Linked DNA regions of Homo sapiens: region 2 is linked to region 1. Evidence: read pairs that join two places in POLR2A ChIA-PET (ENCODE). Cell type or tissue: PC-3. All regions are shown on one strand. Links, peaks and the distances in the headings refer to the core of each region. The heading gives the core; the rest is flanking DNA.

Region 1 (8,408 bases), core at 1,558-6,557:
CTGGCCAACGTAGTGAAACTCCGTCTCTACTAAAAACACAAAAAAAATTAGCCGGGCATGGTGGCGTGCACCTGTAGTCCCAGCTACCTGGGAGGCTGAGGCAGGAGAATTGCTGGAACCTGGGAGGCGGAGCTTGCAGTGAGCCAAGATTGCACCACTGCACTCCAGCCTGGGCAACACAGAACAGACTCTGTCTCAAAAAAAAAAAAAGAAAGAAAGAAAAAAAAGAAAAAAAGAAAGGCATCTCTTCCTCCTGGCAGACACCACACCAAGAAATATAGCTTGGCAGGCAGTGCACAGACCGAATTTCAGTCCTACTTGCCACCTTGGTCTAGTAATTTTGCACAGTACACAACTTGTGTAACTGAACATGGTGGCCCTAGTCAGGGATCTTGCTTTTTTTATTGAAGACAGTATCTAAAATGGTGCACAGAATACAGTAAGTACTAAAAAGAAAAAAAAAATTGTTTGAAGGGAGGGGAGAATGGAGAAAGAGAGAAATAAAGAAGCGGGCCGGGCGCGGTGGCTCATGCCTGTAATCCCAGCACTTCAAGAGGCTGAGGCGGGTGGATCACTTGAGGTCAGGAGTCTTCTGTAGTCACAGCTACTTGGGAGGTTGAGGCAGGTGAATCGCTTGAACCCAGGAGGCGGAGGTTGCAGTGAGCTGAGATCGCACCACTGCACTGCTGCTTGGGTGACAGAGCAAGACTCTGTCTCAAAAAAAAAAAAAAAAAGAAAGAAAGAAAGCAAGAAAGAAACAGAAAAAAAATGTATGTGGTGTAGAAAACAACCCCAAAAGTCTTAGTGGCTGAATTCAGCAAAGATTTGCTTTTTCTTCCTGCTACACTTCCATTGCGGCTCAGCAGGGGGCACCATTCACCGTAGTCATTCAGGGCCCGGCCTCATAGAGTCGCCACCATATCAAATGTGGCTCATCACCCTGCCTGGGAAAGATAGATCTCTGGAGGCTCCAGCACTTAAATGCCTCAGCCCAGAAATGTCATGTGCCACTTCCTCTCACAACCTATTTGCCAGAAATAATCATTTATCTGCCCAGTCACAAGGAGGCCAGGAAGTGCCATCCACCTGTTTGGTCCAAAGGGGGAGAGTCAGAAATTTTTTGCACACAGTGTTAGTGACTGTGGCTGAGAGGAAAATAGAAGCGTAGTCGCTTTCAGCCTCCATTTTCTCATCTGTTCAATGGGCATAATTGTAGCATAACGTGATCCCTGTGTTACAGTGTGGTGTGAGGGTTAAGGAAGGTCACAGGCCGGGCACGGTGGCCCATACCTGTCATGCCAGAGCTTTGGGAGGCCAAAAGCTCCTTGAAGCCAGGAGTTCCAGACCAGCCTGGGCAACAGAGAAAGATCACCTCCTTGCCAGGCGCAGTGGCTCACGCCTGTAATCCCAGCACTTTGGGAGGCCGAGGCAGGCGGATCATGAAGTCAGGAGATCGAGACCATCCTTGCTAACGTGGTGAAACCTCGTCTCTACTAAAAATACAAAAAATTAGCTGGGCATGGTGGCGGGCACTTGTAGTCCCAGCTACTCCGGAGCCTGAGACAGGAGAATGGCGTGAACCCTGGAGGTGGAGCTTGCAGTGAGCCGAGATCGCGCCACTGTACTCCAGCCTGGGTGACATAGTGAGACTCTGTCTCAAAAAAAGAAAAAAAAGAACTCCTTTCTCTCTCTCTCCCTCTCTCTGTCTCTCTCTCTCTCTCTCTCTCTCTCTCTCTCTCTCTCTATATATATATATATATATTTGTTTATTTATTTATTTATTTATTTTTTGAGACGGAGTCTATCTCTGTCACCCAGGCTGGAGTGAGTGCATTGGCACGATCTCTGCTCACTGCCAACCTTCGTCTCCTGGGTTCAAGCAATTCTCCTGCCTCAGCCTACCCAGTAGCTGGTACTACAGGCGTCTGCCACCATGCCCAGCTAAGTTTTGTACTTTTAGTAGAGATGTGGTTTCACCATGTTGGCCAGGCTGGTCTCGAACTCCTGACCTCAAGTGTTCTGCTCACAGCCTCCCAAAGTGCTGGGATTACAGATGTGAGCCATCGCACCAGGCCTACAATAAAATTTAAAAAAAAAATAGTCGGGTGTGATGGTACATGCCTGTAGTTCTAGCCACTTGGGAGGCTGAGAATGGAGGATGGCTTGAGCCCAGGAGGTTAAAGCTGCAGTGAGCCATTATCGTGATCACCCCACTGCACTCCAGCCTGGGGACAGAGCAATAAGAGACCCTGACTCTTTTATTTATTTATTTTTATTATTTTTTTTTGAGACTGAGTCTTGCTCTGTTGCCCAGGCTGGAGTGCAGTGGTGCAATCTCAGCTCACTGCAATCTCTGCCTCCCAGGTTCAAGCGATTCTCTCGTCTCAACCTCTCGAGTAGCTGGGATTACAGACGCCCGCCACCACGGCCAGCTAATTTTTGTATTTTTAGTAGAGACGGGGTCTCACCATGTTGGCCAGGCTGATCTCCAACTCGTGACCTCAGGTGATCTGCCCACCTCAGCCTCCCAAAGTGCTGGGATTACAGGCGGGCACTATGGCTCATTCCTGTACTCCCAGCACTTTTGAGAGGCCGAGGCAGGAGGATTGCTTGAGTCTAGGAGTTTGAGATCACTCTGGGCAACATATTGAGACCCCTCATCTCTGCAAAAAGTGTTTTTTGTTTTTTGTTTTTTGTTTTCTGTTTTTGAGATGGAGTGTCATTCTGTCACCCAGGCAATGGCACGGTCTCAGCTCACTGCAACCTCCGCCTCCCAGGTTTCAGGCAATTCTCCTGCCTCAGCCTCCTGAGTAGCTAAGACTACAGGCACATGCCACCACACCCGGCTAATTTTTGTGTTTTTTTGGTAGAGACAGGGTTTCACTATGTTGGCCAGGCTGGTCTTGAATTCCTGACCTCGTGATCCACCCGCCTCAGCCTCCCAAAGTGCTGGGATTACAGGCATGAGCCACCGCACCCGGCCTGCAAAAAGTTTTAAAACGTCAGCTGAGCATTAGGCACAGTGGTTCACGCTTTTAATCCCAGCGCTTTGGGAGGCTGAGGTGGGCGGATCACTTGAGGTCAGGAGTTCAAGACCAGCCTGGCCAACTTGGTGAAACCCCATCTCTACCAAAAATGTAGAAATTACCCCGGTGTGGTGGCACAGACATGTAATCCCAGCTTCTTGGGAGGCTGAGACAAGAGAATCGCTTGTACCCGGGAGGCAAGAGATTGCAGTGAGTGAGCTGAGATTGCACCACTGCACTCCAGCCTGGGCAACGGAGTGAGACTCAGTCTCAAAAAAAAAAAAAAAAAAAGAGTCAGGGTCTCTTCTTCAAGAATCACTTGAACCTGAGAGGCAGAGGTTGCAGTGAGTCAAGATCACACCGTTGCAATCCAGCCTAGGGGACAGAGTGAGACTCCATCTCAAAAAAATAAAATAAAGGTTAGCTGAGCTTCATGGCATGTGCCTATGGGCCCAGCTATTTGAGAGACTGAGGTGTGAGGATCCCTTGAGCCTGGGAGATCAAGGCTGCAGTGAGCTTTAATTATACCACTGCACTCCAGTCTAAGTGACAGAGCAAGACCCTGTCACAACAACAAATGAAACACACAAGGAAGGTCACAAAGCAATAATCCTAGCTGGTATTATTATTATTATTATTATTATTATTATTATTATTATTATTATTATTATTGAGACAGAGTCTTGCTCTTTTGCCCAGGGTGGAGTGCAGTGGTGTGATCTTGGCTCACTGCAACCTCTGCCTCCTGGGTTCAAGCAATTCTTATGCCTCACCCTCTTGAATCACTGAGATTACAGACATGCGCCACCATGCCTGGCTAATTTTTTTGTGTTTTTGGTAGGGATGGGATTTCGACATGTTGGTCAGGCATCTCGAACTCCTGACCTCAAGTGATCCTCCCGTCTCAGCCTCCCACAGTGCTGGGATTACAGGTGTGAGCTTTTTATTTTATTTTATTTTATTTATAGACGGAGCCTTAGTCTGTCACCCAGGCTAGAGTGCAGTGGTGCGATCTTGGGTCACCGCAACCTCCACCTCTCCAGTTCAAGCTATTCTTGTGCCTCAGCCTCCCAAGTAGCTGGGATTACAGGTGCACACCACCACACCCGGCTAATTTTTATATTTTTAGTAGAGGTGGGGTTTCACCATGTTGGCCAAGCTGGTTTCAAAGTTTTGACCTCAAGTGATCCGCCCACCTCAGCCTTCCGTAGTGGTGGGATTACAGGCGTGAGCCACCGCACCCAGCCCTATTATTACTTTTATATAAGTGTCCTGTCACTATACAAGAGATGAGGATTTCAACCGAGGCCAATTTGTTCTCTGAGTATTTCCTTGGGCCTGTATGGTTCGAGTAGTGTGGGAGGGGCACCCAAGGCCTCTGCCCAGGCCCTGAGCCCCACTTCCTGTCCTGCAGATCTTCTGGTGACCCCACTTCTCGCTGCTCATGCCGCTGGGACTGGGGCGGCGGAAAAAGGCGCCCCCTCTAGTGGAAAATGAGGAGGCTGAGCCAGGCCGTGGAGGGCTGGGCGTGGGGGAGCCAGGGCCTCTGGGCGGAGGTGGGTCGGGGGGCCCCCAAATGGGCTTGCCCCCCCCTCCCCCAGCCCTGCGGCCCCGCCTCGTGTTCCACACCCAGCTGGCCCATGGCAGTCCCACTGGCCGCATCGAGGGCTTCACCAACGTCAAGGAGCTGTATGGCAAGATCGCCGAGGCCTTCCGCCTGCCAACTGCCGAGGTATCCACTGGGGAGCCGGGCACCAGGGTCCCTGATGGTGGACCAGAGGTCTGGGCCTGCATCCTGTTCATGAGCTGGGGCTCAGATGCTGAAGCTGCAGATGCTGAGCCTGGGCCCCACTCAGTGGTGGGGGCCAATGGCCTGGGCTGGATGCTGAGTCCCCATGAGGCACTGGGAGGCTTGTGCCCCTGTGAATTGTGGGGAACTGGAGGCCAGGGCTGGATGCTGAGTTCCCATCAGGCACTGGGAGACCTGTGCCCCAGTGGATTGTGGGAGCTGATGGCCAGGGCTGCATGCTGACATCCCATCAGGCATTAGGAGGGGTGTACCCCCAGTAGATTGTGCAAGACTAGGGGTGGATGCTGAGTTCCCAACAGGCACTGAGAGACCTGAGCTCCAATGGACTGTGGGAGGCCAGGGCTGGATGGATTGATTGGATGGATGGATTGAGAGGCCTGCATCCCAGTCGATTGTGCAAAACTGACGACCAGGGCTGGACGCTGAGTTCCCATCAGGCGTTGGGAGGCCTGCACCCCAGTAGATTGTGGGGAGCTGATGGCCACAGTTAAATGCTGAGTTCCCATCAGACACTGAGAGGCCTGCACCTCTACAGACTGTGGGAGCTGATGGCCAGGGCTGGATGCTGAGTTCCTGTCAGGCATTGGGAGGCCAGTGCCCCATGAGATGGTGGAGGCTAGAGGCCAGATACGAGATGCACTTCTCCGTGATGCCTTGGAGAAACTCAACGCTGTGGGAGGCAGGCTTGCCTGGTGCCAAGCACTGTGGGGATAGATGGGAGGGGGTCAAGGAGGGCAATAGTGGGTTTGAGCAAGAAGTAGACGCAGGGGTCTCCCTAAGTGGGATGAGTTTCTGTGTCCTCCACAAGCATTTCCTGAGCACTCACTGTGTGCCAGGCTCCGTTCCCTGAAAGCAGCAATGAATTTTTTTTTTTTTTTTTTTTTTTTTTTTGAGATGGAGTCTTGCTCTGTCACCAGGCTGGAGTGCAGTGGCACGATCTTGGCTCTCTGCAACCTCCACCTCCTGGGTTCAAACCATTTTCCTGCCTCAGCCTCCCGAGTAGCTGGGATTACAGGCGCCCGCCACCAGACCCAGCTAATTTTTGTATTTTTAGTAGAGACAGGATTTCACCATGTTGGCCAGGTTGGTCTCGATCTCCTGACCTCGTGTTCTGCCCACCTCGGCCTCCCAAAGTGCTGGGATTACAGGCGTGAGCCACCGCACCTGGCACAGCAATGAATTTTTGCTAGGACCGAAATCCTAGCTGGGTACAGTGGTGCACACCTATAGTCCCAGCTACTTGGGAGGTTGAGATGGGGGGATCACTGGAGCTCAGGAGTTCCAGGCCAGCCTGGGCAACATAATGAGGCTCCCATCTCTAAAAAAAATTATTTTAACTATGTGGGTGTGGTGGCACGTGTCTGTGGTCCCAGCTACTCGGGAGACTGAGACAGGAGGATCACTTGAGCCCAGGAGTTGGAGACCAGCCTGTGCAACATAGTGAGACCCCATATCTCCACAAAAAATACAAAAATTAGCCAGGCATGGTGGCGAGCACCTGTAGTTCCAGCTACTTGGGAGGCTGAGGTGGGAGGATTGCCGGAATCTGGGAGGTTGTGGCTGCAGTGACTATGATGGCACCACTGCACTCCAGCCTGGGTGACAGAGCAAGACCCTGTCTCAAAAAGAGAAAGGAAAACTAAATCCTAGTCCTAGCAGAGCTGACACGCTAATGTGGGCCCTGCTGTGGCCCTGGCTCAGGCTCAGTGGGTGATGAGTTACTGGGATGGAATCCCCCTAGTCCTCTCCCAGCTCTCTCCCTTCGCCCTCCAGTGGTGATTAGAAAAGGGGGAGGGAGGGGGAAGAGGTTTCAGCGTCTCCCACCCCTGCAGGTGATGTTCTGCACCCTGAACACCCACAAAGTGGACATGGACAAGCTCCTGGGGGGCCAGATCGGGCTGGAGGACTTCATCTTCGCCCACGTGAAGGGGCAGCGCAAGGAGGTGGAGGTGTTCAAGTCGGAGGATGCACTCGGGCTCACCATCACGGACAACGGGGCTGGCTACGCCTTCATCAAGGTGCCTGGGGAGACGGGGCACCCCGGAGGCCTGGGAGTGAGGGTGGGCCATGGGACCCCGGAAACCAGGGCAGAGCCCCAAGGGCTGATGACTCCCCGCCCCCGCAGCGCATCAAGGAGGGCAGCGTGATCGACCACATCCACCTCATCAGCGTGGGCGACATGATCGAGGCCATTAACGGGCAGAGCCTGCTGGGCTGCCGGCACTACGAGGTGGCCCGGCTGCTCAAGGAGCTGCCCCGAGGCCGTACCTTCACGCTGAAGCTCACGGAGCCTCGCAAGGCCTTCGGTGAGGAGCCGCCCCCTGGACCTCCCCAGTGGCGCTGCTCGCATGGGCGCAGGCGGTGGTGCCGGGAGCGGCCAGCAGGTGGCGCCCAAGCCTGGCCTGCCGAAAGGGAAGGGGTTGCAGAAAGGGAAGGGGTTGCAGCTCCTCCCGACCCCAGACGGGGTGCTGGCCCTTGGCCCAGCCTGGGAGAAGGGCGGGGGCGAGGAGGAAGTTGCCCTCACACCTAGCTTCCAGGGGCCATTAGCCCAGCCAAGCGCCCTCAGCCCTGGCCAGCCCCCTATCCCCAACAGGCCAGGCTTGACTGCTCAGTGCCAGCCCCCCCACTTTTCCATCTGGCTTCACTAACTCTCAGGAATGGGCCCCAGGCCCCTGAGGTGGGGGTGGGGGACTAAATCACTTCCCTGGGCAGGTAGGGCTGGTCTGTGGCCCAGCAGCCATACCCCCTTGGCCAAGAGGAGACGGACTCAGGCAGCTGGAGACTCAGGCTGGGGTACACCTGCTTCCTGTCCCCCAGCCCCTGGGAGCAGAAGTGGCCCCTCCAGTCTCCCCTCCAGCATTTCCTATTCCTGGCCCCCAGCTGTTCCCCCTGCTCTGCCCCACATCCATGCCAGGCCTGAGTCAGGATTCCTGCCCTCCTGGGATCACCCCGGCCCCAGCCCCCAGAAACTTGCAGAAGCCTGGAGAAGTTTGGGGTGGTGGTGAAAGCCAGGAAGGACAAGTTCCTGCCCAGAACGTGCTAAAACCAAGCTTCCCCCACACTCACTCCTCTCCTGCCTCCCACAGACATGATCAGCCAGCGTTCAGCGGGTGGCCGCCCTGGCTCTGGCCCACAACTGGGCACTGGCCGAGGGACCCTGCGGCTCCGATCCCGGGGCCCCGCCACGGTGGAGGATCTGGTGAGTGCTCCAGCCGGACCCTATCTCCGGCATCCCTTCCCTTTCTTTTTTTTTTTTTTGAGACAGAGTCTCACTCTTGTCACCCAGGCTGGAGTGCAGTGGTGCAATCTCGGCTCACTGCAACCTCTGCCTCCCAGGTTCAAGCGATACTCCTGCCTCAGCCTCCCAAGTAGCTGGGATTACAGGTGCCCACCACCATGCCCAGCTGATTTTTGTATTTTTAGTAGAGATGGGGTTTCACCATGTTGGCCAGGCCAGGAGTTGGTCTCGAACTCCTGACATCAGGTGATCCAGCCTCCTTGGCCTCCCAAAGTGCTGGGATTATAGGCATGAGCCACCGCGCCCAGCCCTCCCTTCCTTTTCATAACCGGCA
Region 2 (6,704 bases), core at 1,705-6,704, 190 kb before region 1:
TAATGCTTTAGATTTGATGAAATAGGATATGAACAGAGAAATGAGAGAAGCTAACTCTATCTTAGAGGCAGGGAAGGGCACAGTGGAGAGTATAAACCAAAAGTAACTGAGACAGGTCTCAATCAATTTAGAAGCTTATTTTGCTAGGGTCAAGAACATGCCTGGAAGAAAGGAACACAGAAAAACATACTATCATCTGTTTGTTTCTCCAAAGATAATTTTGAGGGCTTCAATATTTAAGGGGGAAAAGCAGACTGGAGGGGAAAGAGGGAGAGTTTGGTCACATTACTGAACCAATGTGTTGCCAGAGATAAAAGGAGCAGGTGGGGGACTAGTCAATGATGTATTCACCTTGTGCTCAGTAAATCGGCACTTTATGTAAGATAAAATGAATATACAGTAGCTACCTGTGAAGATATCTGGCCTTTTATCTGTAGCTGTCTGCTTGACTCCGCTTTCAGCTTAATTTTATTCCTGAATTGGAGTCCTGAGACTTTATTTTCCTTTCACAAGAGTTTATCATGGAAGGACATGCAAAAGAATGCCACTTGAAGGACGTGGCCAGGAGTAGAGTGGCAAGAAAGAAAAAGAAAGGGCATTCCAGGTGGGGCACAGTGGGTCACACCTGTAATCCCAGCACTTTGGGAGGCCAAGGCAGGCAGATCACTTGAGACCAGGAGTTTGAGACCAGCCTGACCAACGTGAGGAAATTCCATCTCTACTAAAAATACAAAAATTAGCCAGGCATGGTGGCGGGTACCTATAGTCCCAGTTACTCAGGAGGCTAAGGCAGGAGAATTGCTTGAACCCGGGGAGCGGAGATTGCAGTGAGCCAAGATCATGTCACTGTACTCCAGCCTGGGTGACAGAGTGAGACTTTGTCTCAAAAAAAAAAAAAAATGGGGGGGCATTCCAGGTTGAGAGAATCACATGTACAAAGGCATGAAAGGCTACAAATAGAATGTGGAGTTTAGGGAAACAGAAAATGTATCAGGGAAGGTGGAAAGGCTGAAGCAGAAGGGTAGGAAATGAGGCTGGAGAAGTGGAGTGGGACCAGAGTGGGGTGAGATTTATGCACCTACTAAGTAAGTGCATTTAGCCTGTGAAATATTCACAGGGTTGTGAGGCAGAGGTGTGATGGGCCCAGAATCATCTTTCAGAAAACTGTCCTGACTGCACGGTGGAGGATGGGACAGAAGGACAACGAGTTACGAGACTATTGCAGTTATCCCAGATCAGAGATGCCTGCAGAAAAGAGAGGTTGAGTAACTTTCCCAAAGTCACACAGCTAATCAGTGGCAGAGCCAGGATTTGAACCCAGGGATTCTGACTCTGCAGCCAACATTCTGTAATAGCATAACTACTGAGTTAAGCCATTCTTGCATTGTTACAAAGGAATATCCAAGGCTGGGTAATTGATAAAGAAGTGTTTTAACTGGCCCGTGGTTCCGCAGGCTTTACAGGAAGCTGACATCTGCTTGGTTTCTGGGAAGGCCTGGGAAGCTTCCAATCATAGCAGAAGGTGAAGGGAAAGTAGGTGTCTCATGGTGAGGGCAGGAGCAAGAGAGAAGAGGGGAGGAGTCACACACTTTTAAACAACCAGATCTCATGAGAACTCACTCACTATCATGAGGACAGCACCGAGGAAATGGCACTAAACCAGCCATCAAAAATCCACCCCCATAATCCAATCACCTCCCACCAGGCCGCACCTCCAACACTGGGGATTACATTTCAAGATGAGAGTTAGAGGGAACAACATCCAAACTATGTGAACCACTTTGGCCTGACCATTAGGTAGCACCACCTGTCTCTCTTGATCAACTCTTGCCTCTACAACCCCACCCCTAGACGATCACTAGGGAGAAAGATCAGGAAGCCTCACTGCATGCATGCTGGGACAGTAGGATGTTGAGAGCCCAACAAACCTACTACGTACGTTCATGGCCTTGACAATCCCAATAGCCAGCTAATTCCACCATGCTCCAAACACCCAGGGAGGTCTCTTGATCATCTTGCTTTGCTCATACTTTTTTCTCCAACTGTCTTTACAGGTGACTTCACTTGCTGTCTCCACTTCTTCCCCTCGCGCTTTTTCCTCAATCCACATAATTCTGGCTTGAACCATTATAACAACAACCTCCACCACCTTCCCTACCATTATTGGCATCACCACCATCTTTACCTCCACTATCAACATAACCACCACCGCCACTATTTTCACTCCCATCTTCATCACCACTGCTATCACAGCCTTCATCACCATCACAACAGTCACCTTCACTACAACTGTCACCATCAATCACCATCATCACCACCATCTCTGAAAACATCACTGTGATGTTACCACCACCATTGCTACTACCACCGTCGTCACTTTCGTCACCTTCAGCCCCATCGCAACCATCATCATCACCACCATCATCACTTCCGTCATCACCACCACGACCTCTACCACCACCATCGCTACTGCCACTACCATGATGACCACCATCACCACTGCAACCATTCTATCACCATCATCATCACCACCACAACCGTTATTATCATCATCATCATCACCATGTTAGATATGAGTTCTAAATTTATTTTCAAAGAATTAATATGTCAGTATGTTCAATTCTTTGCCTTCTACTTTTAAACTTAACTTCCTCGTAAAGCAGCTTTTTCGATTACCTACTCCACCCTGACTCATTCTGATCACCTGCTCCACCCTAACTCATTCCGATTACCTGCTACCTGCTCTGCCCTGACTCCCGCCAAAGCACTCACCCCGTCATTCTCTTTAAATTAGCCAATCGGCATTAGTTTAGCCTGCGCGGTCTAATCCTAGCCAATAGGGGAACGACACAGCAGCAGGGGCCACCTGAGTCAGGGATAAGAACCCCTTCCCCTCCCATGTCCGAATGTGCGCTCGCCACTGTTCCATCTGTAAGGGCACACCCTTCTATATTGAAGTAACTTGCCTTGCTGAGAATTAAAAGGAAAATTTTATATTCAAGTGCTATTTCTTTCACGTCACCGAAACTTTATATATAACAACCACCACCACAACCGCTATCATCAGCATCAGCATCATCACCACCACCACCACCTTCACTACTGTAATTGTTCATGCTAAGAATACAAACAACCCCCTTGCAGCTCTCTCCTGTGGGTGTCTTTCAGTCTTAATTCAGTGTGATCTCTTTCCTTTACCTCCATAATACCATACTCCATTCATTTCCCACCCCCACCCCTCATCTCTCTGGCCATTCTCGTCCTGTCTCCTCTATTAGCTGCCTCTCCATTCCTTTATTTTTTTTAATTTTTTTCTATTGCCTTTGCACAAATTAACATTGCCTGAGTTTTTAAATGAATTACTCAGGGTTCTTTTTCCACTCTATAATCTCTCCCTAAATGATTTAATCCATGACCGTGTCTTCAGTTGCCACCAGGGCTACTTTCTTGCAGTGGTTTTTTTGTTTGTTTGCCTGTTTGTTTGTTCCTTTTTGTTCCTGTTGTATCTAGTGATACAAGAGCTAAAAAGATATTATTCAGGCAACTGGTGAGGGTAAGAGAGTCCTCAGTAAGGCTTCCCTGTTAACAAAAAGCAGCCCCAAAATCATTTCTTTTCGTCTTTACCTCCACTACCAATATAACCACCACCTTTGCTATTTTCACCCCATCATTATCACCACTGCTATCACAGCCTTCGTCACCATCACCACAACAATCACCTTCACTGCAGCTGTCACCTTCAATCACCATCATCACCACCATCTCTGAAAATATCACCATAATGTAACCATCACCATCGCTACTACCATCACCGTCACTTTCATCATCTTCACCATCATCGCAACCATCGTCATCATCACCATCATCCCTTCCTTCATCGTCACCACCACCACCTATAGCTCCACCATCACTCCTGCCACTACCATGATTACCACCATCACCACCACAACCGTTATTATCACCATCATCATCATCACCACCACGACAAAGAGCAGTCTGCAAAATCGAGCTACAAACATAAATAAGCAAGCTGGAAGTTTGCAAAGGTAAATGCAGCGGCTGTGCCAATAGGAAAAGGCTTCCTGGGGGCAGGCATGTTCAACATGGAGGTTCCCTCTTCCCTTTTTTTTTTTTTTTTTTTTTTTTGAGACAGAGTCTCGCTCTTTCGCCCAGGCCAGACTGCAGTGGCGCTATCTCGGGTCACTGCAAGCCCCGCCTTCCGGGTTCACGCCATTCTCCTGCCTCAGCCTCCCGAGTAGCTGGGACTACAGGCGCCCGCCACCGCGCCCGGCTAATTTTTTGTATTTTTAGTAGAGACGGGGTTTCACCATGTTCCCTTTTCTTTATCACCACGTGTGCAGTAAAAAAGCAGGCAACATAGTGCCAGCCAGGTAGAGACCCCATCTGCATAGTAAAAGATGAGGATGGGGCGGCCAGCTTCTTTGCGTGCTATGCAAACAGCACACCCAGTCCGACCAATCTCTCGGTTCCTGTGTAAATCAGACAGCTCCTCCTCAAGCTCGGCTATAAAACCCCATGTATTTCACCACGAGACCAGAAGACTCACTTGGGAGCCCCTCTCTCTCTGCAGGATAGAGCTTTTCTCTTTTTTCTCTTCTCTTGCCTGTTAAACTTCTGCTCTGAAACTCACTTTTTTTTTTTTTTTTTTAGATGAAGTCTCACTCTGTCACCCAGGCTGGAAGGAACTGGCGCAATCTTCGCTCACGGCAACCTCTGCCTCCCGGGTTCAAACAATTCTCCCGCTTCAGCCTTCCGAGTAGCTGGGATTACAGGCATGCGCCACCATGCCCAGCTAATTTTTGTATTTTTAGTACAGACAGGGTTTCACCATGTTGGCTTGGCTGGTCTTGAACTCCTGACCTCAGGTGATCCGCCCGTCTCAGCCTCCCAAAGTGCTGGGATTACAAGGGTGAGCCACAGTGCTCGGCCTTAAATTCACTTCTTGTGCATCCGCATCCTTGATTTACTTGGCATGAGAGGATGAACCCCAGACAACAACACTGCTTCAGTAGGAAGTCTGGTGTTTTAAGTCTAATGAAGAGCTTCAGAAGAGTTTTAAGCAGGGGAGCCGGGTGCAGTGGCTCACACCGGTAATCTCAACACTGGGAGACTGAGGCAGAAGGATTGCTTGAGCCCAGAAATTCAAGACAAGCCTGGGCTACAAAGCGAGGCCCTGTCTCTCTTCAAAAAAAAAAATAAAAACTAAAAAAAATTAGCCAGGCGTGGTGGCATGCACCTGTAGTCCTAACGATTCAGAGGACTGAGGTGGGAGGATCGCTGGAGCCCAGGAGTTTGAGGTTGCAGTGAGCTATGATTGTGCCACGGCACTCCAGCCTGGGTAACAGAGCAAGACCCACATAAATAAATAAATAAATATTTGCTGGAGGAAGGGTAGATTTACAGACTTTTTCTCCCAAGTCCTGTGACTGGTTAGGGTTGGTCCAAATAACCAAATAATGTATTACCTTCTATGAGACTTTGGGACTCTTAACTTCTTATGGCTCAGCAATCATAACCAGTAAGTATCATCTACTGGGGGAAGAGAAAGATATGTTAAAATGACTCCTCTGGAAACTTCAGATACCAACACAGACACCCTAAAATCTGGTTTACTCACCTCAAAGCCACAGGCTTATTTAAGATTTATTTTGGCCCCAAAGGCACTTCCTAATCCTCAGACAATGTGATGTAACTTTCAGGGCATTTCCTCGTTAGGGTTTACCAACTCAATCATCCCAAAGGTGATCAACAATAGCTAGGCAGAAAAGGTACAGCAAATAAACGAAAAGCAGAACCATGAGTCTGATGGCGAAAGAGGGGAAGCAGTTTGCTTTTCTGATAGCAATTTCATGAGTCAGCTGACCTAAGATACATACTTCAATTCTCATGGGATTTCTTGAGCTAGGAAAGGTGGTTGGCTTACGGCACAGTAGAGAGCTTCCAGGGCTGGCTGGCGTGGGATACCCGTACCACAGAAATGCAGGGACCATTGCTTCTTCCAGGTATGTGTGACTGTAACAATGACTGAGGCTTAACCTATCCCCCAGTCAGGGACCACTTGGTTCAACAATTGGTTATTTTCTCCTCCTCTTTCTTCTGCTCTGAACACTCTCACCTTTTCCCTTTGGAGTGTGGTTTCCTTCCTGACTACCCTATTCAAAGTATGCTCTCGAATATCCCTAAAATGTTCCTATCCAATCTAGTAGCTTGGTTTTTTGTTTGTTTTGTTTGTTTGTTTTGTTTTGTTTTTTGAGACAGAATCTCACTCTGTCACCCAGGTTGGAGTGCAGTGGCGCAATCTTGACTCACTGAAACCTCTGCCTCCCGGGTTCAAGTGATTCTCCTGCCTCAGCCTCCTGAGTAGCTGGGATTACAGGCACACATCACCACACCTGGCTAATTTTTGTATTTTTAGTAGAGATGGGGTTTCACCATGTTGCCCTGGCTGGTCTCGAACTCCTGACCTCAGGTGATCCACCCGCCTCAGCCTGCCAAAGTGCTAGGATTACAGGCATGAGCCACCGCACCCGGTCTCTAATACGTTGTTCATCTTCCTCTTGGCAAGTTTTGTTTTCTAATTGATGTCTTCTCCTTCTTGATAACTTCTGCAAACTAGCCCTGCCCTGACTTTTTTCCTTTTTCTCTTGCTATTCTTTCTTCTCCCTCCTTTATCATTTTCCTGT

What was found. Peaks named below come from ENCODE experiments on the same cell type or tissue, not always from the same donor. Only the 100,000 strongest peaks of a DNase experiment are listed, where the experiment ranks them.
Region 2: POLR2A ChIA-PET joins it to region 1 with 17 read pairs; 2 of 35 experiments call an interaction of 5 or more read pairs at or near these places.

What each region holds. Positions count from the first base shown.
Region 1 is chr19:14,479,039-14,487,446 of GRCh38, reverse strand. It overlaps GIPC1 (GIPC PDZ domain containing family member 1), which reads left to right. Exons shown (of 9, transcript NM_005716.4): 4 at 4,441-4,758; 5 at 6,669-6,854; 6 at 6,962-7,142; 7 at 7,923-8,035. The coding sequence starts at 4,471. Among named protein-coding and RNA genes, the nearest start is that of PTGER1, 7.9 kb to the right of the region's middle. RefSeq lists an enhancer at 6,905-7,499. In PC-3, for the core only: no CTCF peak of the experiment used is centred there; no DNase peak of the experiment used is centred there.
Region 2 is chr19:14,674,065-14,680,768 of GRCh38, reverse strand. ADGRE3 (adhesion G protein-coupled receptor E3) reads left to right here and starts at 5,925. Exons shown (of 16, transcript NM_032571.5): 1 at 5,925-6,023. The coding sequence starts at 5,999. In PC-3, for the core only: no CTCF peak of the experiment used is centred there; no DNase peak of the experiment used is centred there; H3K27me3 peaks cover 2,698 bases.